2 separate regions of the Mus musculus genome follow, and region 2 is linked to region 1. The links are chromatin loops, found by intact Hi-C in ENCODE. Cell type or tissue: left cerebral cortex. All regions are shown on one strand. Links, peaks and the distances in the headings refer to the core of each region. The heading gives the core; the rest is flanking DNA.

What was found. Hi-C counts contacts between places; a loop is a spot of excess contacts. Peaks named below come from ENCODE experiments on the same cell type or tissue, not always from the same donor. Only the 100,000 strongest peaks of a DNase experiment are listed, where the experiment ranks them.
Region 2: it touches region 1 in a loop (11-fold over the local background); 2 of 42 quality-filtered maps call a loop at or near these places.

Annotation. Positions count from the first base shown.
Region 1 is chr10:9,106,689-9,119,556 of GRCm38, forward strand. No RefSeq gene overlaps it. Among named protein-coding and RNA genes, the nearest start is that of Gm51794, 100 kb to the left of the region's middle. In left cerebral cortex, for the core only: no CTCF peak of the experiment used is centred there; DNase peaks (open chromatin) are centred at 7,210 and 10,032; H3K27ac peaks cover 299 bases.
Region 2 is chr10:9,197,324-9,210,191 of GRCm38, forward strand. No RefSeq gene overlaps it. Among named protein-coding and RNA genes, the nearest start is that of Gm48750, 150 kb to the right of the region's middle. In left cerebral cortex, for the core only: no CTCF peak of the experiment used is centred there; DNase peaks (open chromatin) are centred at 5,806, 6,187, 6,618 and 6,966; H3K27ac peaks cover 345 bases.

The DNA.
Region 1 (12,868 bases), core at 5,260-10,259:
AATGCCAACACAAGGAGGGAAACTACACCCTAGAAAAAGCAAGAAAGTAATCTTCTTTCAACAAACCCAAAAGAAGATAACCACATAAACTTAAAAATAACATCTAAAGTAACAGGGAGCAACAATCACTTATTCCTTAATATCTCTTAACATCATTGGACTCAGTTCCTCAATAAAAGACATAGAGTAACAGACTGGGTACCTAGACAGGACCCAGCATTTTGCTGTATACAGGAAACTCACTCCAGTGTCAAAGACAGACACTACCTCAAAGTAAAAGGCTAGAAAACAATTTTTCAAGCAAATTCTCCCAAAAAACAAGCTGGAGTAGCCATTCTAATATTGGATAAAATTGACTTTCAACCAAAAGTCATCAAAAAAGATAAGGAAGAACACTTCATACTCATCAAAGGAAAAATTTATCAAGAATAACTCTCAATTATAAACATCTACTCTCCAAAGGAAAGGGCCCCAATATTCATGAAAGAAACTTTACTAAAGCTCAAAGCACACATTACACCTCACCAAATAATTGTGTTGGACTTTAACTCTCATCAATGGACTGATCAGGGAAACACAAACTAAACAGAAACACAGAGAAACTAAGAAAAGTTATGGACCAAACGGATTTAACAGGTATCTATAGAACATTTTATCTTAAATCAAAAGAATGCACCTTCTTTTCAGCACCTCATGGTATCTTCTCTAAAATCAGACCTCTACAGATACAAGAAGACTGAAGTAATCCCATGCCTCCTATCAGATCACTATGGATTAAGGCTGGTCTTCAATAATAACAAAAACAACAGAAAACCCACATAGACATGGAAATGGAAGCTGAACAACCAACCCTCTACTCAATGATAACTTGGTCAAGGAAGAAAGAAAGAAATTAAAGACTTTTTAGAATTTAATGAAAATGAAGCCACAACATACCCAAATTATGGGACACAATGAAAGCAGTGCTAAAAGGAAAACTCTGAGTGACTCAAAAAAGAAACTGGAGAGAACATACATTAGCAGTTTAATAGCACACCTGAAAGCTCTAGAACAAAAAGAAGCAAACACACCCAAGAGGAATAGGTGGCATGAAATAATCAAACTCATGGTTGAAATCAACCAAGTAGAAACAAAAAGAACTATACAGAAAATCAATCAGACCAGGAGTTGGTTCTTTGAGAAAATCAACAAGATAGATAAAATCTTAGCCAGACTAACCAGAGGGCACAGAGACAGTATTCAAATTAACAAAATCAGAAATGAAAAGGGAGATATATCAACAGAAACTGAGGAAATTCAAAATATCATCAGATCCTACTATAAAAGCCTATATTCAACACAACTAGAAAATCTGGATGAAATGGACAATTTTCTAGACAGATACCAAATACCAAATTTAGATCAGCATCAGATAAACCATCTGCACAGTCCCATAACCCCTAAAGAAATAGAAGCAGTCATTAAAAGTCTCCCAACCAAAGCCCAGGATCAGATGGTTTAGTGCAGAATTCTATCAGACCTTCAAAGAAGAACTAATACCAACACTCTTCAAACTATTCCACAAAATAGAAACAGAAGGAACACTACCCAATTCATTCTATGACGCCACAATTATATTGATAAACCACACAAAGACCAAACAAAGAAAGAGACCTTCAGACCAATTTCCCTTATTAATATCAATGTAAAAAACTCAATAAAATTCTTGCCAACTGAATCCAAGATCAGGTCAAAACAACCATTCACCATGATCAAGTAGGTTTTATCCCAGGGATGAAGAGATGGTTCAATATAGAGAAATTGATCAGTGTTATCCACTACATAAACAAGCTCAAATTTAAAAGCCACATGATCATTTCATTAGATACTGAAAAAGCATTTGACAAAATTCATCACCCCTTCATGTTAAAAGACTTGGAAAGATCAGGAATTCAAGGCCCGCACCTAAACACAGTAAAAACAATATGCAGCAAACCAGTAGTGAACATCAAACGTTAGGGAGAGAAACTTGAAGCAATTCCACTAAAATCAGGGAGCAGACAAGGCTGCCCACTCTCTCCCTACCTATTTAATATAGTACTCGAAGTCCTAGCCAGCGCCATTAGACATCAATCAGGCCTTGTTGGACATCAAGGAGGAGAGGCCCTTAGTGCTGTGAAGGCTCAATGCCCCAGTGTAAGGGAATGCCAGGACAGGAAAGCAGGAGTAGGTGGGTTGATGAGCAGGGGGGAGGGGGAGGGGATGGGGGGTTTTCGGAGGGGAAACCAGAAAAGGGAATAACATTTGAAGTGTAAATAAAGAAAATATCTAATAAAAAAAACAGAGACAGCATCAACCCATTCTCAAGGGCCGAACTCTGCGACCTGGCTACCTTCAGATAGGTCCCAACTCTTTGAGGTTCAACTTTCTCAATATCATCACGCTGAGGATGTCATTTGCAGGACATGAACTTTGGATGGACACTCTCATATCTTATCCAGCTTTAACAGATCTTTGGGTAACTTGGTAATAAGACCATGTGTTTACTGGTAGAGACCGGCATGGTTCTCTTTCTTGAATGGATCTAGAAATAAATGTTTGTTAAAGCTGTTATCAGTACTGGTAAATATATTTTATAAGTTTCTCCTTATGTATCTTTCCTAGTTTTTAAGAAGGAGAGGACAACATTACATACTTAATTATATTCCTTTATGCTCATTTAAAGGTGATAATAAGAGTGTTCTCCTGGTTAACTTTAGTTGTCAACAGCCCAGAACTTTCTGAGGGAGTCTCAACTGGGGTGCTTCCTCCATCAGATTAGCCTGTGAGAAAGCTAGCTGAGATAAACAAGTGAACAACCCAGTAAGAAGGATTCCTCTAGGGTTTCTGCCTCAGCTTCCTACCTCCTGGAGTTCCTGCACTGACATGTGTCAACAATAGATGGTAACTCTCCTCACCAAGTTCCTTTATCACAGCAACAGAAAGCAAATGACCATTTTGATCACATTGGCCACTCAAAAAGTCAGCTCAGCAACCCAGGCCCCCTTTAGCACACACTTATATAAAGGACAGAATTTGGAAAGTTTTCACAGCTAAATTAAGTTTTCCTATATAACATTGTTATTTTACTTGGAGTGGGGCTAAATTTCAATTGCATTCTTACATAAAGCTAGACATCAAAATACATTCTAGGGCTGGCGTGATAACTCCATGGCCATGCTCATCTGATAACATATATGCACAGATAAATTCTTCCTAATGCTGTGTAACCATGAGAACTAGAGTCTCTATCCCAAGAACCTGTGGGTGGTGGTTTGAATATGCTTGGCCCGTGGGAAGTGGCACTATTAGTAGGTGTGGCCTTCTTGGAATAGGCATGGTGTTGTTGAAGGAAGTGTTTCACAGTGTGGGTGGGCTTTGATATCTCTTAGGCTCAAGCTCCACCCAATGCATAAGAGACCCTTCTCTTGGCTGCCTGTGGAATACAGTCCCCTTCTGGATGCCTTTGAATCAAGATGTAAAACTCTCAGTTCCTTCTCCAGCACCATGTCTTCCCAAATGCTGCCATGCTTCCCACCATGATAATAATGGACAGAGCCTCTGAACCTGTAAGCCAGCCCCAGTGAAAATTTTTTGTTCTTTTTTGATCAGAGTTGTCTTGGTCATGGTGTCTTTTCACAGCAACGAAGCCCTAACTAAGACACTGTAAATGTCAGGTGGGTGTGGCAGGGTCCCTGTCACTTCAGTGCTTAGAAGGAGGGATAGGAGATCCTGGAGCAAGCTGGCTAGCCAGACTAGACATATTGCTGAGCTCTGGGGTGAATTGAGAGACCTTCCTCAATGAATGCCTCAGGTGGAGAGTGGCTGAGAAAGACTCTCAGTATCAATCTAGCCAAATATCTGTGCCCATGAACACAAACATACATGCATACTACACCCCCACACCTCCCCCCACAACCATATACACACGTAAAAGCTATATACATATACACACACATGCACGCGCGCGCGCGCGCACACACACACACACACACACACACACACACACACACACACACATCCATTGGTCACATGATCAAACTTTACAACCTTTCTCAGCAAATGACTGACAAGAAAGAGTATTCCTTGCTTACTCATTCTGAAATTTATTTTTTAGTTATTAGAATCATATAGGATTAGCCATTCCCGTTTCCAGGAAATCCTTTAATTGCTATCATCATTTTGGTAACCCAATGTAGACTATTGTCAAAACTCACTCTTAACCATTTTTTTTTCCTAAGAGATGAGACACACTGGCTTTTATATCTTGTGTTTCAGCTTTTCCTGGATGGACCTATCCTTGTTCTTTTAAACAAGGTAGTTAAAGCAATAATCAGCAATAATACTCTTAAACATTTTAACAAACTTGTGGTTAAAAAAAGGAGATAAACTGCATATGTCTAAGTTCCTCTCTCAGCCCACAGGCTCAGGAATATGAATTAGGCATGCTGATATAAATGTTGAATCTTTAATATTTCACACCAAAAGAAGCGCCTCCAGGTAGCTTTCTGCATACTGCTGTAATCTTGGGTAATGAATTAATCATGCTCATCCGTAGCATAGAATGTGAGGGTGGAATTCATACTGAAGAGCGTGCATCAGATAAGAGAGCACTTCTGCTCCTGAAAATGGTTTCAACTACTACATTAGAGTTCCTAGAACTGACTAATCTCCACAGATTGCATCTAAAATTAATATAGGCCCCAAATCCCCAGTCTCAGAACAGAGCCAGATAAAAATCCCAAAGCAGACTGCCAGAAGAGCTTGCTAAGAGAAGGGTACCCTGGGATCCAGTAATATTAATTCAGTAAATAGGAATTTATCCCACTTACCCTTGTCCTGGGGCCTATCTGATTAGCAGTCCATTTATAGCTGTGGCAGACAGCAATCATTTTGCAGGAATTTGGCTCTCTTAACTAAAGAAGGAGGGTTCATATGTACATTACCATTCCTTAGGTCATTTTTGCCTTCTTGGGTTACACGTAATTAATATTGAAGTTGATTAGAAATGTAGATCTCCTTAGTGGTCATAATGAAGCAACGAGTGACTCACTGGACATTATAACTCCCTATCTATTACACAGCAGGGTAGGTTCTTCACTTGATCTATTATATATGTTTTGCTATCCGTTCAACCAACAAATGTCTATAATCCTTATTATTTAATAGATGTAGTCACTTTTTACATTGTAGCTTAGGGTAAGTAGTACTAACCCTTGATTAAAAATTCATGTGCCTGCACTTGGGAGGTTGACCAGATCTCTGGTCTAACAGTGCGTGGTTATAGGACAAGATGGAGGTGACTGTACAAAGTCAGTAAGGAAGAATCTTCGGAAAAGGGAGAATACTTTAACAATGTGTCTGATATCAATATATTTGCCATTGCTTCCATATGTTCATTCAGCCAGTCACCCATTCATTTTTAAAAATAAATGCATTAGAAAATTTTAATGTCTCAGGTACTTGGTAACACAGATTAGAAAAAAGGGCTCAGTATGGACTCTGCCATTCACTGGGTTCATAGAAAGAAGATACAGGGAAGGAGGGAGCAATGGAGAGGAGTTATAGCCTCATTGAAAGGCCCATCATGAATTCATTCACCTAGTTCATAAGTAGTAGTTTTAAGTTTGAAAGGGTAATTTACTTAATTGCATATATATGAATCTATGTATGTATGTGCATGTCTATCTATCTATCTATCTATCTATCTATCTATCTATCTATCATCTATCTATCTATCTATCTATCTATCTATCTATCTATCTATCTATCTATCTATCTTTTAGTGACTGTTCTATTGTTATGACCAAAAAAACTTATAAAAGAAAGCATTTAATTGAAGGCTTGCTTATAGTTTGAGAGGGTGAGTCTATGACCATCATGGAAGGGAGCATGGAATTAGGCAGGCAGGTAGTAGGTAGGCAGGCAGTAGGCAGGCAGTTGGCATTGAGCTACATCTTGATCAGAAAGCAGCAGTCAAAGAGGGGGGAGGGGAAGGGGGACACATGTCCTTCAACAAAGCCACATCTCCTAATATTTTATAAACAGTCCACTAACTGGAAAATGAGTCTATGAGGTTCATTCAGGTATTTTCATTCAAATAATCACAGATATCCTACCTACTTCTGAATATCAGCCTTTATCTTTTATCATTCTGAGTAGCATGGAAGTTTTGCTAATGAGATGCATAAAGTGTAGTATGAGAAGTTATTTATAAATTTGTAACACACAAGGTCAGGTGGTCTAAGTCCTACTGGAAAACTATGAAGCATTATGAGAATTTAGACAGAGAGACATGAGATTTGCTTTGATTTGAGGAACATCAGGAAGTCAAGTGTCTAGAGAGGAGCTAGTTTTCAAAGGGCGTTAAAGACCATGCTGGAATTCAAGGGGCAGATGAATACAAGAGCTCCAAAGTTGTGAATGCAGATGTTACCTGTTTAAAAACCAAAGGAAATATTAATCTCCACTCAGCAAGAAAGTGAGAAGTTACAGGCAGAAGACATCATTTCTGTGTCCAGTGGGGTGGGTAAGACAGAGATGTTTTGTAACTGCTTTCTGTAAGTGAAAGTGTATTTACCTGAGATAGGGCACTGCCCATAGTTCCAAGACTTGGTTCTATTCAAGTGTAGCCAGTGTGTTCAGGAGAGTTACCCATAGGAGCATAGCTGATAGGTTACTTATAGGAGCAAAGGTAACTCAAAGGCGTCGCTGGAGCTCCCTCCCCCCCACCCCCTGCCCTGACCACCTTGCCCTGGTGAGGACTCAGATAAGCTGCATGTCTGGATCTCTCTATATATATAATGTAGACACAGTGTGTCTGGCAGGAAAGTCTCCCTTCATTAGCAATAGCTATTGCTTGTATAAGGAGAGCCCATCTGCCAGTTTTAGAAGTTTCCAGAACCTTGTAAGTTCTGCTTATACCCCAAGTCTTCCTAAGCTTGCTTCAGGAGGATATTACTAGGCTACAGGGGCAGAGGCAGACTAAGGCTTTCGAGCAAAAGGGGAAACAATGAGGGTAGTGCTTGTTTAGGTGTGTTAGGTTAAATGATTGGGGCAAGCGCTTAGAGAAAACGTCTAGCCAGTAGCTCACACAGTCTCCTGCCTTTTCAGTATATTTAGTCCTTACTACGAGAGACAGTTACTGTGCAAAGTGTGCACATGATGCTGCAGGAAGGAGCTGGAGAAGGGAAGTGAGAACCGGGGACATATGGGATGTCCATATTTAGGAGCAGAAGGGAAGAAGAAAGGGGGAAAAAGAATGTGGAGAGGTGGAGTGTGTGCAAGCCAAGGAAGAGGATGCATTCAAAGCTGCGAGAAGACTGTTTGTTTAAAAAAAAAAATAAAGTGACTCAAAGTTCTAATTCACAACATTTGTTCAGATGCATCCCATATGACCTGGAGACTCTAAATAGTAAAGGAGGCTACAAATGAATATTTGTCAGGAAGAGAACTTTCCAATAATAAACAATGCATCTTGTCAGAATTTGCTAGAGAAATCTCACTAATACCAAGACTATAAACATCCTAAGGATAGTTAATACAATAATATGCATACTGCTCAACATACACATAGCATATGTGCAACATGACACACATGGTCATAACTGTATTCTTAACTAACAAAAGGTACACATGTATGGAATTGGTGCATATGACTATAGAGACAAGCAAGCCCTGATATCTTCAGGATGAGCTTGCAACTGGTGAACCACCCTTTGGATCCAAGTGCTGTTTAGCGAGAAGGATTTTTTGGGGGAGAGCTGACATTTTGTTTCACATCATTTTTTAATGGGTTGGATGCAGTCCATTCACATTAGAAAAGGCAATCTACTTTATTAGTGCACTAATGTCTTAATTTCATCCATTTGTTCCTTCATTGGAGAAAGAACAAATATCTCAGCCCACTGTGGCACAGTCAAGCTCACATATAACCCTTACATAATGTAAGTAGACATGTAGAAAATTGAAAGCACATATATCTAGACAGTATTTTGCCAAGATGAGACAGACAAATCTGAGTTTGCACAATTCATGTCCTGTTTCTACTTCTGTCTTCTGAGGGCTAAGCCACAAGCCTGATCCTCAAGCTATAACCACCTGACCGATCACTGCAGCAAGTCTGAAAAAAGGGGGTATATAGCTGTAATCCCAGCACTTAGAGCCTAAGGCAGGAGGGTTACTATAAATCTGTGGCCAGCCTGGGCTACATTGTGAGACCCTAATTCAGAAAAACAAATCAAAACAAACAAACAAACAAACAAACAAAAACAACCAACCAACCCAAAATCCTACAAGTCTACAAGTATCAGGAGAGAGACACTTTAACGCCCAAGTCATATGCTCAGTCACAATTGACATCTGGTGGTTGGAACCCATGAGGCCTGTGGCTTCCCGGACTATGGAGGAAAAGCATCACCATTTATTAAAGTGACTATCTTTAGATAAGATGACTTGCCTGCAAGTTCAAGATACAAAGCTAGAGATGTGTCAGGAAGACTCAAGCAGGTGTGAGAAGCAGAAGTATATTTCAGGTAGTTGCCCCTGAGATAGCAGGAAGAAAGCGTCTCAGCAAATTCTAGTTCTAAAAGCTTAGAAGGACAAGGCCACACAGGCTAATATTTCACCACTTCCCCAGTGTATGTGTGTGTGGGGGTGTGTGTGTGCGTGTGTGTGTGTGTTTGTGTGTGTGTGTGTGTGTGTGTGTGTGTGGTGATCTCTCAGCCAAAGCTGGAAGAAGTTGGAAACCTCATTCCATGGAGAGTAAGACAGAGAGTAGTTACAGCACACTTGACTAGTGGGGAGTTTGTGAGAGAGCCCAGTGGTTATAGGGATTCACATCGCTCTTCCCATATGGCCACGACACTTCTTGTCTCTTTGACCTATACAGCTCCAACGGGAATGGTGCCAAAGTAGAGTTTGGGAACAAGAGAGACTAAAGTCTTATATCAAAATGCCAAGCGTTACTTAAAAGGACTGGCTAACCCAATTAACTAAATTAATGCAAAACAAGGCCTAAAGACTCTCCCTGCCTTCCTATCCAATGGGTAAGAGGCTATAGGGCAGGGCAGTAACATTACAGATGAACGTAACACCGTATATGTACACACTGAAGTGCTGTGGGGTGTGAATTTAAAATGCTGGCATATCTCCATTTGTTAAGAACATTAAAAATCCAGTAATAGTCAAAAGGAATGTGCCAGAGAAGAAACCAAGGTTTATTGGTTTTCTTAGAAGAGAAACGCTAGGATTTCAGAAGAGGATCAGTTAAAGCCAAAACCAAAACCACCAGTCATTTCATAGCTAAGACTTAGGAGTGGCTAAGAAGCAGAAAAACACCTTAAATCCAGACACTGAAAAACATAACAGCACTTTTTTGTAATTGATTAGAAGAGGCAATATTGACATGGGTTTTTGGAAAATCAATTCAGCAATACACATTTGGGAAGATCAACATATTCACCACTTCTGATCTGTCCATTCACTTCTCGGAGATTATCCTAAAGATTATCAGAAATGGGGACACATTTAACAATCAGTTGACATGCTCACAATATATGGAAATGCTGGAGGATGGAAAGCTCTTCCCAAGCTCACAGACAGATATGTGTGTACTCGTCTCATTGTCAACACTGCCCACGTGACTTCCTTAATATTCTATGTTGTATTTGAAGATACATTTTTTTTCAGACAACTGGAATATGTCTTGCCATAGTTTAAATCTGTCTTTGAACTTGTGAAGACATGCTGAATAGCTTTGCAAAATTCCTTCATTAAATGAAAAACTTTTATTTGTTTATTTACTTTAGTCCAACGTTTTCTTTCTTCTTTCAGTGCTACTGGGGCTAAGGCTGTTTTACATTGTACATCTCAGGATCAACACTGTTTCCTGTCTGGCTGTGGGCATTCTAGCTGGCCTGACACAGAGAAATGAACGCACAACTGTGCACAACTGCGGTTTCATGAGAGACTCTCCACACGTCTGTGGGTGTAGAAAAGAGTGAGTGGCAGTCTGGTGGGGACACATGTAAAGAGAAGGGACGGGTTGCACTTGGCTGTGTGCAGCTGAATACCTCAGAGGAGGCTGCATGGAGGGCGGCAATCCATCCTCGCAGTTCAGGATCCACAGTTTGTGGTAGAAGGCAGGACAGGAGAGATTAACCTTCCCTTGTAAAACTCTTTTGGAAACGCATGTCCTAAATTGTGTTATTCTCTCTCTCCCCGCCCACGCCCTTTCTCCCTTCCTTCCTCCATCTCTTCTTTCTTCTATCTCTTCCTCCCTCCTTCCACCCCTCCCACTGTCTCTCCCTCCCTCTGTCTCTCCTTTCTTCCCTTCCTCCCTTCCACTCTCATTTTCTTCCCCCTCTCCTTCTCCATCTCCCCATCCCTCCTTTCTCTCTCCCTCTCCTCTTTCTTTTCGTTTTTTTGGAGAAAGTTTTCACATAGTGCAGGTTAGCTTCAAACTCCCCATGCAGACAAGTAAGACTATGTTGGATCCTGCCACCGTGTTTAGGTTTTACAGTGCTGTAGATCAAACCCAGAAACGCAGGACTTGGTGCATGATAGGCAAACACTCTGCCAACTATGCTACATCTCCATCCTCAGACCCCCATCTCTTAATTCTGTGACACGGCAACACCTGGACATCAGAATTGTCACATTTCAACCTTGGTGGACAGTATAAAGCAGGGTTTGAGAGATGAGTAGGCGGGCCACGGTGAGATGGGAGGATGAGGCTACAGAAACATGGGTCAACGTACAGAGGGGATCTGGAGAACAGATACTGAGAGCGTGAAGAGCTCTTCCACATGGTTGTAGGTAGAATACAGAAAAGCTTCCGAGGAGAATGGACGAGTGCTTGGCGGTCAGATCACAAAGGGCTAGGGAGGGACTTCAGATTCTCACCTGTAAACAGCCACGGCTCAGTGAATATGGCAAGTGTTCAGACTTTAGAATTAACCCCAAATGCAGACATTTTGTGGACTACAGCTTTCACGGATCCAATTAGAGGCACAGGCACCATATTTAATGAATGATGGACCCCGAAAGCACAGAAAGGAAGGCCTGCAATCAGAGCAGGAAGGGGTGGGAGGCGGGAGGCGGAAGGCGGGATGTGTCCAATCAGCTCCCTAGTAGCACTTTTTTTTTTTTTTTTTTTTTTAATGAATGGACTCGCACAGCAATTTTTAGGTAGATCCACATTGAAAAACACAGCAAAGGTTTTCTTTAAGTTTTCCCTTTTAAGTAATTAGGTAAATAACTGCCCCAGTTAGGTTTGAGGGAAAAGAAAACAAAAGAAGTCTGGAAGACTCCGCCCCTCACCCGCCCTCCCAACCCTGTGCTGTGCACTGAGCCTCCTTTTCCGCCCGCGTGAGCGAAGGGAGCCGCTTTTGAGAGAGCTGGAGGAGTTTCCAACAGACATCATTATAGCAAGGGAGAGAGAAAATACATTATTACTACTATTATTATTTTTCTACTCTGCAGCTGTGCTTGTCTAGGTATTGGCTAAAGAGAGAAGGGATTTTTTTTTCTTTTTTCCTCACAGACTGTAGCTTCCTGATTACCTAACCTAATGCTTGCTATTTTAGAGACAGCGCAACAGGGGAGCCAGATCTTATCTGTGACAAAGAATAAAGTCTGACTCCAAACAGCCAAATGAAATCCAAAGTTGTCTCCTAGCTACTGATCTTAGTTGGCATCTGAGAAATTCAGTAAATGACACTGATCCCCAGGAGCTAACCCCATGTCCTCTGACCCAGAACATCAAAGGGATTGGGATACACAAGGAAGAGGGGGGAAGCCCAGACCTAAGCTGCAGTTCTAGTTTTGAAAAAAAAAATTTTGATTAGAACGATAATAAAATTATGCGCAATGAAGGACATAGAAAAATTGGGAAAAGCTACCCTAGAAATGACATTATTTGTTTCTAAAACACACACAGACACGAATACAAACATACAAATAGACACAGATATAGCATATACACACATAGACACGCACACATATACAGAAACATGCACATACACAGAAACACACACATCACAGACATGTGCATATGCAGCACATACACATAGACACTCAGATACACACAGACACAACACATACACACATATACAAATACACAACACATACACATAGACACACACAAAGATAGACATAGCACAGACACAACACATACACACAGACATAATAAGACGCACAGACACACAGATATAAAACATACACACATATACAAATACACAGACACCACACACACACACACACACACACACACACACCTCCAAATAGGGCTCTGGCTTGGCTTACCTACCAAATAAAATGTTAGATAGATTTTTACCTCTTTTCTCATTTGGTTTAGTTCTTGCAGCTAAAGCCCTGCTTGTTCGGTAGATTTCAGAGTACAGGAAAATGACAAAAGCTTTCTTCATAAGGAGTCCAGGGGAAAGCAGGAGGGGAGAACTGAAATGATCCCACCACTCATTACTTGCTTGGACTAAGTAAGCATAGGGGATGAACCAAAAGACCTAATAATTAGTTTTTTAAGTAAAAATTTTCTGATTGAAAAGGGCAAGGCTGAAGAATAGAAGGGGCAGCAGATATAGCTTCTAACTGGAAGCGTTTAAGAAACACCTTATAATGATGGCTTCTGCCAGTTTGAAGGCCAGCCCAGAGTTAGAATGAAAGTGAAATCTATCCCTAGAAGACCTTTGATCAGCCACCACCCCCTGACAGAGTAAGCCCGTGCAGACACAGAAGCACTCCATCCTGGCATGGCGGAGAGAGCCCTACCACCACTCAATTAGACAAAAGGTGACACCCTGGGGTTTATAATTCTAGAGGAGCCCCGGCT
Region 2 (12,868 bases), core at 2,880-7,879, 88 kb after region 1:
GATCTTTCCTCATTTCTCTGGCTATGTAGATAGGATTTTAGACTTAATAGATTTTAACATTTTAGAGGTTTTCTTTTTTTTTCTTTTTTTTAATAAATAAATAATTTTTTATTTTAACCCAGAGAATTATCTGGATAATAAAATTAATACATCTTATTTTATTTTTTTTTTACTAACTTATTTTTTTTACTGAATATTTTCTTTTTTTTTCTTTTTTTTATTACATATTTTCCTCAATTACATTTTCAATGCTATCCCAAAAGTCCCCCATACCCTCCCCCCCCACTCCCCTACCCGCCCACTCCCCCTTTTTGGCCCTGGCGTTCCCCTGTACTGGGGCATATAAAGTTTGCGTGTCCAATGGGCCTCTCTTTCCAGTGATGGCCAACTAGACCATCTTTTGATACATACGCAGCTAGAGTCAAGAGCTCCGGGGTACTGGTTAGTTCATAATGTTGTTCCACCTATAGGGTTGCAGATCCCTTTAGCTCCTTGGGTACTTTCTCTAGCTCCTCCATTGGGAGCCCTGTGATCCATCCATTAGCTGACTGTGAGCATCCACTTCTGTGTTTGCTAGGCCCCGGCATAGTCTCACAAGAGACAGCTACATCTGGGTCCTTTCGATAAAATCTTGCTAGTGTATGCAATGGTGTCAGCGTTTGGAAGCTGATTATGGGGTGGATCCCTGGATATGGCAGTCTCTAGATGGTCCATCCTTTCATCTCAGCTCCAAACTTTGTCTCTGTAACTCCTTCCATGGGTGTTTTGTTCCCAATTCTAAGGAGGGGCATAGTGTCCACACTTCAGGATGTGGAGAAAGAGGAACACTCCTCCATTGTTGGTGGGATTGCAGGCTTGTACAACCACTCTGGAAATCAGTCTGGCAGTTCCTCAGAAAATTGGACATAGTACTACCGGAGGATCCAGCAATACCTCTCCTGGGCATATATCCAGAAGATGCCCCAACTGATAAGAAGGACACATGCTCCACTATGTTCATAGCAGCCTTATTTATAATAGCCAGAAGCTGGAAAGAACCCAGATGCCCCTCAACAGAGGAATGGATACAGAAAATGTGGTACATCTACACAATGGAGTACTACTCAGCTATTAAAAAGAATGAATTTATGAAATTCCTAGCCAAATGGATGGACCTGGAGGGCATCATCCTGAGTGAGGTAACACATTCACAAAGGAACTCACACAATATGTACTCACTGATAAGTGGATATTAGCCCCAAACCTAGGATACCCAAGATATAAGATACAGTTTGCTAAACACATGAAACTCAAGAAGAATGAAGACTGAAGTGTGGACACTATGCCCCTCCTTAGAATTGGGAACAAAACACCCATGGAAGGAGTTACAGAGACAAAGTTTGGAGCTGAGATGAAAGGATGGACCATGTAGAGACTGCCATATCCAGGGATCCACCCCATAATCAGCATCTAAACGCTGACACCATTGCATACACTAGCAAGATTTTATCGAAAGGACCCAGATGTAGCTGTCTCTTGTGAGACTATGCCGGGGCCTAGCAAACACAGAAGTGGATGCTCACAGTCAGCTAATGGATGGATCACAGGGCTCCCAATGGAGGAGCTAGAGAAAGTACCCAAGGAGCTAAAGGGATCTGCAACCCTATAGGTGGAACAACATTATGAACTAACCAGTACCCCGGAGCTCTTGACTCTAGCTGCACATGTATTAAAAGATGGCCTAGTCGGCCATCACTGGAAAGAGAGGCCCATTGGACACGCAAACTTTATATGCCCCAGTACAGGGGAACGCCAGGGCCAAAAAGGGGGAGTGGGTGGGTAGGGGAGTGGGGGTGGGTGGCTATGGGGGACTTTTGGTATAGCATTGGAAATGTAAATGAGCTAAATACCTAATAAAAATGGAAAAGAAAAAAAAACAATTAGAAAAGCTAGAGAGTTGGAGTAGGCAAAACTAAAAAAAAAAAAAAAAAAAAAAACCACCAAAAAAAAAAAAAAAAACAATAAAAGGAAAATAGCAAGATAAAATCCAAAAAAAATAAAAATAAAATAAAATAAAATAAAGTTAAACACATTTTATATTAAATGGGTTTTATGTGGTTCTTTTTTTTTTTCTTTTTTGGTTTTAGAGCTTTATTGTAGAAAGGCAGGGGAAAAGAGAGATGGTAGAAAGAGAGAGGGGGAGGCCAGCCATGGCCACATGGAGAGAGGGGGAAAGAGAGAGAGAGAAAGAAGGCTAGAGAGTAAGAAAGGTAAAAGCTTAAAAAGCTATGTGGTTCTTTAAGTTTTGAACACACACACATGACACACACACACACATGACGGTGTGTTTCTGCCATCATGGTTGTGTGTGAGGTCTCAGGACAGCTTGAGGGAATCAGTTCTCTGCTTCCTCAGTGTAGTTCCTGGAGATTGAATTTAGGTAGTCACTCCTGAGGGCAAACACACTTACCCACTGAGCTACCTTGCTGGCCCTTGGTTTTATACTTTTTATATTTCTAATGTAATGAATATGTGATGGTTTGTATATACTTGGCTCAGAGAGTGACAGGATTAGAAGGTGTGGCCCTGTTGGAGTAGTTGTGTCACTGTGGGTATGGGTTATAAGACTCTCATCCTAGCTGCCTGGAAGCCAGTATTCTGCTAGCAGTCTTCAGATGAACATGTAGAACTCTCAGCTCCTTCTGCACCATGCCTGCCTGGATGCTGCCATGTGCCTGCCTTGATGATAATGGACTGTACCTCTGAACTTGTAAGCTAGCCCCAATTAAATGGTGTCCTTATAAGATGTGTTAGTCCAGGAAGATCAATGGAATAAAATTGAAGACCAGAAATGAACCCACACATCTATGGTCACTTGATCTTTGACAAAGGAGCTAAAACCATCCAGTGGGAAAAAGACAGCATTTTCAACAAATGGTACTGGTTCAATTGGCAGTCAGCATGTAGAAGAATGCAAATCAATCCGTTCTTATCTCCTTGTACAAAGCTCAATCTAAGTGGATCAAGGACCTCCACAAAAAAACAAAACAAAACAAAAAACAAAAAACAAACAAACAAACAAACAAAAAAAAACAGATACACTGAATCTAAAAGAAGAGAAAGTGCCAAAGAACCTCAAACATATGGGCACAGGGGAAATTTTCCTGAGCTGAACACCAATGGCTTATGTTCTAAGATCAACAATAAACAAATGGGACCTCATAAAATTACAAAGCTTCTGTGAGGCAAAGGACACTGTCAATAGGACAAAATGGGAAAAGATCTTTACTAATCTTACAACCGATAGAGGGTTAATATCCAATATATACAAAGAACTCAAGAAGTTAGACTCAAGACAATCAAATAACACTATTAAAAATGGGGTAGAGAGCTAAACAAAGAATTCTCAACTGAGGAATATTGAATGGCTGAGAAGCATTTAAATAAATGTTCAACATCCTTAGTCATCAGGGAAATGCAAATCAAAACAACCCTGAGATTCTACCTCATGCCAGCCAGAATGGCTAAGATCAAAAACTTAGGTGACAGCAGATGCTGGTGAGGACGTGGAGAAAGAGAAACACTCCTCCATTGTTAGTGGGATTGCAAGCTGGGACAACCACTCTGGAAATCAGTTTGGTGGCTTCTCAGAAAATCGGAAAATAGTACTAGTTGAGGACCTAGCTATACCACTCCTGGGCATATACCTAAAAGATAATCCAACATATAACAAGGACACATGCTCTACTATTTTCATAGCAGACTTATTTATAATAGCAAGAAGCTGGAAAGAATCCAGATGTCCCTCAACAGAGCAATGGATACAGAAAATGTGGTACATTTACACAATGGAGTACTACTCAGCCATTAAAAACAATGACCTTATAAAATTCTTACATAAATTTGGATGGAACTAGAAAATATCATCTTGAGTGAAGTAACCCAATCACAAAGAACACATATGGTATGCACTTGCTGATAAGTGGATTTTAGCCTCAAAACTCGGAACCCAAGATATAATTCACTGACCACATGAAGCTCAAGAAGAAGGAAGACCAAAGTGTGGATGGTTCTGTCCTTCTTAGATGGGGGAACAAAATACTCATGGGAACAAATACTGAGACAAAGTCTGGAGCAGTCTGAAGGAAAGGCCATCCAGAGACCACCCCACCTGGGGTCCATCTGATATTCAGTCACCAAACCCAGACACTATCATGGAATGCTTGTTGACAGGAGTCTAATAAAGCTGACTCCTGAGAGGCTCTGTCAAAGCCTGACAAGTACAGAGGCAGATGCTGGAAGCCAACCATTGGACAGAGCATGTGGTCCCCAATGGAGGAGTTAGAGAATAGACTGAAGGAGCTGAAAGGGTTTGTAACCTCATAGGAAGAACAACAACATCAACCAACCAGATGCCCCCCCCCCCCCACCAGAGCTTCCAGGGACTAAACCATCAACCAAAGAGTACACATGGCAGGAGGGGGGAACCCATGGCTCTAGCCACATATTAACAGAGGATTGCTTTGTAGGGCATCAATGGGAGAAGAGGCCCTTGGTTCTGTGAATGCTTGATATCCCAGTGTAGGGGGATGCTAGGGCAGGAAGACAGGAGTGAGTGGGTGGGTTGGGGAACACCCTCATAGAAGCAGGTGCTTCTATAAACACATAAACCATATCTATAAAGCACATAAACCATAGCAACAGCACATCAGAAAATCCAGGAACAAAATGGCGAGCTCTGTGGGCGCAGATAAACTGATGCCTGTTGTTATGGTGTTGTTTTCTCTGTGTTTCTCTTCCCAATGATACGTCCTCAGCCTGATAATCTACGTAAAACTCCCCTACGATCACATTAGAATCATGAAAAATATGTGTGAAACATTTTACTTATGCTCAGTGACATGGAGTAGGAGGGTAGAGAGGCGCTCAGTGACATGGAGTAGGAGGGTAGAGAGGCAGAAGAATATTTTTGTGACAGTTTATATTCCAACAAATAATCCCATTCCATCCTCTTGATAGGTTTAAAGTGGACTCTCAACACATATTATACATTTTACACATTTAATCATAATCATGCTTTCTTCTTATCTGATGTGAATATCCTCCATTTATATATACGCTTAATTGATGCCTACCCCTTAATAATTGATCCAGGCCAATTATAGCAGCTCTGTCCTATAAAACTACGGTTGTTAGAGGCATGCCAAGTAGGAAAATGTTTAAATCCAGACATAAAAATGTCTGTGATAAAACCAGGAGCTTTGAATTTCATGGTCCTTTAATATTGCCTTTGAAGTAATGAAAAAGCCATTTCCCACCGCTTGCTTCAAGGACTTCACTAATAACATCATCCACAAAGGACCGATCTTTTTTAAAGCGGGGTATTGTGGCCTTATTCTAAAGCATTTAAAAATCGTATAACAAACTTTTCCTGGAATTTCTCAGTCTACCTTTTCAATTCTCTCTAATGAAATACTTGTTAAGCAGGTTACCCTGTCTTAACCTCATGGAGATGCCTGTGGCAGAGGGCTTGCTATTCAAAGCAGTTCCAGAAGGAGAGGAAAGCAAGTTGCAGGTAGCAAGCATGAAGGGCATCATTGCGTAGATGATCCAAAGAGCCAGGGAAGAGCTTTTTCATTGGTCTTGTCTTCAAGTTCAAGTAAGGCTTCAGGGAGACAGCATGGGGATAGCTTTGTGTTAGTCTCCAGTGGACACACAGGCCTCTTTTAAACAGCAGCCCAGTTAGAAAGAACTGGGCTGGCCAGGCACTCAGGAGGTCTTTGATGAGTCAGTGGAATCTGCAGGGATGTTTGCAGAATTCTCTGTGTTCATTGAGCTTTATAGCTGTGTCTCTGTGTCCTGAAAATCACCAGACACTCCAAGAAGTGGAATTTTAGAAACCCCTGAAATAGGCCGTCTAACTAAAAAAAAAAAAAAAAAGTTTAAAATAGAGTGCCCCAGGAGCAAAGAAATTCAAGGAGGAAATGACTTTCCAGTTTCATTTCACATGGGGTCTGTGACTAGCGCATAGCAAAGGGTAATTATGCAAGATTCTCTTGAGGATCCCTCAGACTGGATCAAAGTGACTTGGGATAAGCATCCCAGGTGGGGCATTTTGTGTATGCTTTGTTTTTCTTCTGGAAAACTACAATCAGGAACTATTCTAGGAGGTAACAGTGAGGAATTGGCTGACTGTTCTACATGATCATGCCAAAAAGGAAATTACATGAATGAATGAACACGGTGAAAATGACAGACCTTCTGCTGCAGAGGAGGAGCGGCTGGCCAGAGTGTGCACCTATCTTTAGGATCCCAAGAAATAAGACAAGCCTTCTCATCATAACGGCACACAGTGTGGCTGCTTTCTCTTTCAATGTACTTCACCTATTGTGTGCGCGTGCACATGTGTACACACACACACACACACACACACACACACACACACACACACTGACAATAGACAGTATCCAGTCTAGAAGCATTATCAAGACTTCAAAATAGCTTCAGCTTCATACCTTTGCATTACTGTATTCTACAAGCCTGCCTGGATTAAACCATATGTAACTTACACTATCCTGTGATATACTACGAGTTAAGTTATTTCTGTGGGCAAAAAGCTTCATAGAGTAGGTGATTCCCACCTCTTGAAATTAGGAATATATTTGAATATTTTGAATAATTTTCTACAGAATTTAAGTTGATTTCACATTCATGTGTTCATTTCAGTGGATTTAAAAACAAGCTATCCCTCCTATAAAATATTTGTGATGTGCTTTACTGGGAACAAGAGAGAAAGATTATGTGTGTGTTGCGAGGTGGGGTCATATAAAAGACAAGACGGTCAGTTTATCTCATCGCAAATAAAACAAAATTCTTTAAGGCTCAAATGAGCCACAGGGGATAGCAATGTCTTCCATTAAAAAAAGCGTACAGAACGGAGCCATCTGTGTGGCAGGCCTGGGAAAGCAGAAGCGTGGGTGTCAGACCAGCTAGAGGCTGGGATGGAGCCTCTGGCAGCTCCTCTCTTGTAGTTCCATGCATAAGAGGTACTGGATTGGCAATCCTGAGTGATGGCTTCCTTCCCGATTATTGCCTGAGTTATTCTAGAACTGTTAGGCTTTTCATAGCACGAGTGATCTACTCATAGAATAAAAGAGATCTTAATAACAATTATCATATTTCATTTTAGTTTCATTTAAGAAGTAGGATTCTTTAAACAATTTGTTTTTTTTTTAACTTAGAATTTAGTCTGTTTAAATCTCGTTCAAAACTCATCTTCTTCAACCAAGACTATTTATAGCTAGCCCTAAAGTTAGTCGATGTTCTCCAAGTTTTCTTATGCTAGGTCTTAGAATATATTAAGTGGTCTTTTTCTCAGACCAAGAAGAGTAATGTCAGCAAAGCTTGAATTTGTCTCTGTAATATTTGAAGTGAAAATTCACTGTATGAGGCCAAATACCTTGGTCAGTAGGTAAAAGCACTTACCACTTTTACAGCGGACCTGAGTTTGGATCTGAGCACCCATGTCAGGTGGCTTATGACCACTTGTAACTCAAGCTACCAGAGAATCTGACAGCATGTCTGGCCTCCTTCACGGATTCCTTCATAGGCATGCAAACACTCACGAGACGAAAAGATATAACACACACACACACACACACACACACACACACACACACACACACACACTTAAAATAGTGCATATTTAAAAAAAAATTCTCTGGATGCTATAATTAGCTGACTTTTTAACACCTGGACTGTGCTGTGGCCATTGGAGAGGTTATAGAAATGTCCTTGTATAGTTTATCCAAGGCGAATGGATGGCAATGTAGATCAAGCCTATATTCCTACTACTTGAAAAGCTGGGACATTCCTCACGATCTCAGGCCACATAGTGTGCTCCTGAGCACAGTTAATACCAGGGCAGGACTGAGAAAGAGAAAAGCTTGACACTTTGCCTCACTTAGACAAAGTTCTGAATTAAAGAGGAAACACTGCAGTAACTTGACAGTCAGGACAAAGAAGACACCGCAGAGTACAAAAAGTAGCATCATAAGTATGTGGAAAACAGCTGCAGCCTGGCGTCTGCAGAGACTGTACAGTGCTCCCCAATACCTAATATTGAGATTTCTATAGCACCAAAGGGGGCATTACATTCATTAAGGTCAACAAGAGCTTGTTTGGCTAAATCTTCAACCAACAATGAAAAAAATATGAGGCAATGTCTTTCTGTGACCTTCTAAAAGCTGGCCAGCATTTATGGGTGATTTATACTTCTCCCGGTCTTAAATTTATAATGTTTTCTCTTAGCACTATCATCAGAGGACACACTACTACATAGGTTTCCAGGAGAATAATGCACAGTTGCATTAAACATTAATAATCAAAACCAGTGATGGATTTGTTCACAACTGAGAGCCTGAAGTCTTCATGGTTCATAATGAGAGAAGAACCTTTATATTCATCATGTCCCAGCATCTTACTAAAATGTTTCCCTGGTGTCAGTAAAGCAGGGGTCCAGACTTATTAACCATATGGACTTAAATCCACCCATTCTCCCATAACTCTGAGCAGGATATAAGTTTAGAAACTAGAGATGGAAAATTGTAGTAAGAAAATAAAATTATTGCTTTTTAAGTTGTAAGGTCATATATTACTGGGAGAGTTCTTTCTTCCTTCTGAGCTGTGGATAGATTATAGCAGGCAACCTGTGTGTAGGTGAGTAAAGTGGAAACGGGGTTCTTTCGAGCGTCAGTTGTGTTGGATGGTGACTTGCTGGGGCAAACACGTGAAGGAGTATTTTCCTGAAGTGGACACAGGTGAAAGGCTAAGGCAGACTCGTGAAGGAACGTTTCACTGAAGCAGACACAAGAAAAAGGATGTTCTGCTAAAGCAAGCACATGAAAGGACATGTGATGAAGGATTCTTTGCTAACAACACAAATGTATTGATCCATCTTATATTGTGTATCTGAGCTTCATTTGTTGAGACTCATCGAACTTGGGCTGATTGGATGCATGTGGTGAGACAAGGCCCATGGAGGACATGTGATGTTTGGAGGCTATAAATAGGACTCCGTGACAGAGACAGAGACAGAGACAGAGACAGAGACAGAGACAGAGACAGAGACAGAGACAGAGCTTGGCTTGCTAGTTCAGCTAGCTGTACAATGCTTGTCGGTCTTGTGTCTTCGATGATCTCCACATATATAAGAGTACCACAGCTGAGAACTTCTCCTGATGTCCCTCCAGGTCCTTCCTGCTGACCTGAGCAGAGGCCTGGCTGTCTCTGCTAGGTCCTGTCCCCACTGTTGCTAACCTGACTCTACCAAACTGGACTGCCGGTATATCTGTGAAGTGTTTTCAAGTGGATGGAGCTGCTGCTGTCTGCTAACTTGTGAACTGAACTGACAATTTCTAGCAACACAGATAGAAGTTGCTCCAAAGAACCTTTCTAAACAGGTCCAATTCCCTGTATCCTTTCTTTTCCACTACTTCTGGTGGGTGATGGGTTACAGGGGAGGTTAAAGCTTTTAAGAACTAACATTAAAAATAAGGTTTGAAAAAAATTAAAGTTACAGGTGGGAGTCTCGTTTGTTTGTTTGTTTGTTTGTTTTTTGTTTTGAAGCATTTATAAATTCATAGGGATTGTGTAAAAAAAATCCAAAAACAACAAAAAAAAGAAAATGCAAACAAACCAAAAAGAAAAAAACAAAAACAAAAAAATCCAAGGACCAGCTGTTCCAAGAAATATGCTGTCAATAAAGTGCTGGTTCTAGGTACCCTGGAAGGAGCACCTTCTATGGCAGAAAGCAGAAAGATATCATGGTGGTTCATCAAGGTTTCGATTCCAGAACCATTTTTCAAGGTCTGCTGTCAAGGATTCTCATTTGATGGCAGACGATAAGAACCGTCAGGCCACCAGAGGGATGCAGTAGATTTGACATCAATGAATACAGCTTGAATTCGCTTCAAGCTGGTCTCAGTTTTCTGCAGTTAGTAAATCCTGACATCCCTTCCATAGCCAAAGCATGGTGGGCTTTGCAGCTGACCTTTGCAAGCAGCATGCTGAGGAATCTTCCGCTCACATGGAACATAGGCCAAGTGCAACTACTGTTCCTAGAAGGACTTGGAGATAAGTAGCTACTTTGGAAACCAGAAACGAGACAGTCTGTGTGTTTTTCTTCCCCTTCCCACAAAGATGGTCCTGTGGATAAAAGGCTGAACATTATAGGAGCTATCTATGCACTATGCCACTAGCTATATCCAAAGCTTCCTATGGGTGGAGGCCACCATACAGTTTTCAAGGATAAGCTTCCATGCATAAGGTGACTCTACAAATCAGCTTTCAACAAAGGCTCTGTTTCTCTGTCAAGAAAGACGGTGCAGTGAAAAGTGTTTCCTTCTTTCTGCTGTGATAAAGCACCCTGGCAAAATAGCATGGTGGAGAAAGAGTTTATTTTAGTTCACAATGCCAGGTTCTAGCACATCACAAAGCAGCAGCTATGTGAAGCATGCAGAGTCACAATCACATCTACTCTTTAAACTAGAGAGAAATGAATTGATGCATGCATGTTCATTACTCAGCTCACCTTCTTTATTCTTACATGATTCAGAATCTAAACCTAGGGACTGGTGCTACCCACAGTGGACAGTCTTTCCAATTCAACTAATGCAATCAATACATTCTTTTCTAGCCATGATCTAGACAATCCTTCATTGAGACTCTTGCCAGGTGATTCTAGACTGTGTAAAGTTGACAAAACTAATCCTAACAGCATGCTACCAATGGTAGCTACAACATTTAAACCTATAAATAAAAACAAATGGTACATAAAGGGACATTGAGGAAAGCTTCCTAAAACTGCAAGGAAAAACTGGGAAGTGAGTTATATCTTCCAACCTCCAGACTGACAAACTAAATCTGGGTTTACAAGAGTCCTTTATCTCAAACTCACTGTGCATTAACTCCATCCAATTTCCCTAATAAATTGGAAAGCTTGCAAAGGAATAAAATTGGAAGCACCTTATTGAATTGGCCCAACATAAGGAAACTGGGGATCAGGGAGATGATCGTGTCTTGTGACTGCTGTGGTACTACACTAATGACTAGTGCACTGATAAGCCACTAGTAGACTTTTGAAAGTTTCTGTGAACACTGAGTAATAGAAAGATTCCCCATCTGACATCTGAGCCATTGTCACCATGGTATTACACTTCAGAGCCTAGCCTGAAGAGAAGAAGAAAATACAGAGGAGACATTTCTTGAGGCCTTGTGAGAGAGCACCAAGGACCGAGCTTCACATGCAAACAACAAACAGCAGCAATATGCCTGTCAGTCCTCGGAGAGCAAGACCTTACAGCACTGGCTCTCCCTTTGTCCCAAGCACAGCAGAGACCAGGGATAGACAGCGTGGATTGTAAGCGGGGAAGGATTTCTGTTGAAAGCTCTCAAGCCCCAGAGCACACAAGTGCCAAGCCAAGCTGTGAAATGTCATTTTCTAGCAGCCTGGAGGGGCAAATTCTTCAGGGTCAGCTTCCTTGGAATATGATTGTGACCTCAGCTGACCCTCAATGCTTCTGAAACCTACCATGCATTTGCCTTTTAAGCTGGTACTGGTGATGATGTTAGTGATTGTGGCTTATCAACATCACCAACTTAGAAGGAATTTAACACCCGTAGTGTTGAACATGACCCCAGCTGGGATTGACCAAGCAGCTACAGGACCATCTGCTTGGTCCTATTTGTTTTTAGGTGGCTGAAAGGATCTGGCCTCTCCCCATCCCTCATTCATAGGGGAGGGTGGAAATATACAAGGCAGCATGGCGACAGTGATGTCATTACTGAGGCCTCATGGCCCCTGGATCTGGATCCTGCAACCTTCCTGTAGCATAGCTGCCTCTATTTGTAGGAGTTGAGACTCCAAATACATATCTCTTTGGAACAAGGTTAGCCTGCTTTACAGAACTAGTACCAGGACATCTGTGGTTATACAAAGAAACCCTGTCTTGAAACAACAAGCAAACAAAAATAAATAAATTAATAAAATAAATAAATAAACCCAACAAAACAGACAAACCACTAAAAACCAGAATAACTCAGCAAGACAAGATTCTTCATTTATACCATCTACCGTCCTGTGTGTGATTCAACTTAGGGCCATGTTCATGCTAGGCAAGTGATCTATTACTGAACGGCTTGCCCCAAACTGATTTTTATTTCCCTCAATTTCAATTTTTAAAATCATATTTTCAACAATGTTTTCTTATTGTAGAAGATACAGTTCAGAATCTTTTGGGATGCTTTTGGTAAAGCAGAGACACGGCTACATTTATGATGTTCTTCATTAGATGCTTGAAGATAGGACCTCAAGGCTACTGTGTGTGTGTGTGTGTGTGTGTGTGTGTGTGTGTGTGTGTGTGTGTGTCTGTGTGTCTGTGTCTGTGTCTGTGTCTGTGTCTGTGTGTGTCTGTCTGTCTGTCTGTCTGTCTGTCTGTCTATTGAGGCCAGAGGTTGATAGTGGTTTTTTTCTCCACCTTACGTTTTGAGACAGGGTCTCTCTCATTGAACCAGAAGGTTGTCATTTAGGCTGCACTATCTGACTAGCAGGTCCCTGGGATCTTTCTTCCCCTGACTCTCATATGAGGGTTTCAGGCAGGCATCAGCAAGCCTGGCCTTGAAATGGGGGCTGGATCTTGGCAATCGGGCCTTAATATTTGCACAGCCAAACCATTTTCCCAGCCCCAAATCAGCTCTTCAAGCAAAACCTCCAGGTTATCCTAGTGCATTATTCTCACTCATAAATGTTACTCAGATCTATTCTGTGAGCTTATCTTGAAAATTATGATTTAGCTGCATTCAAAGAACAATAAAACAAAAAGTGCAAGCT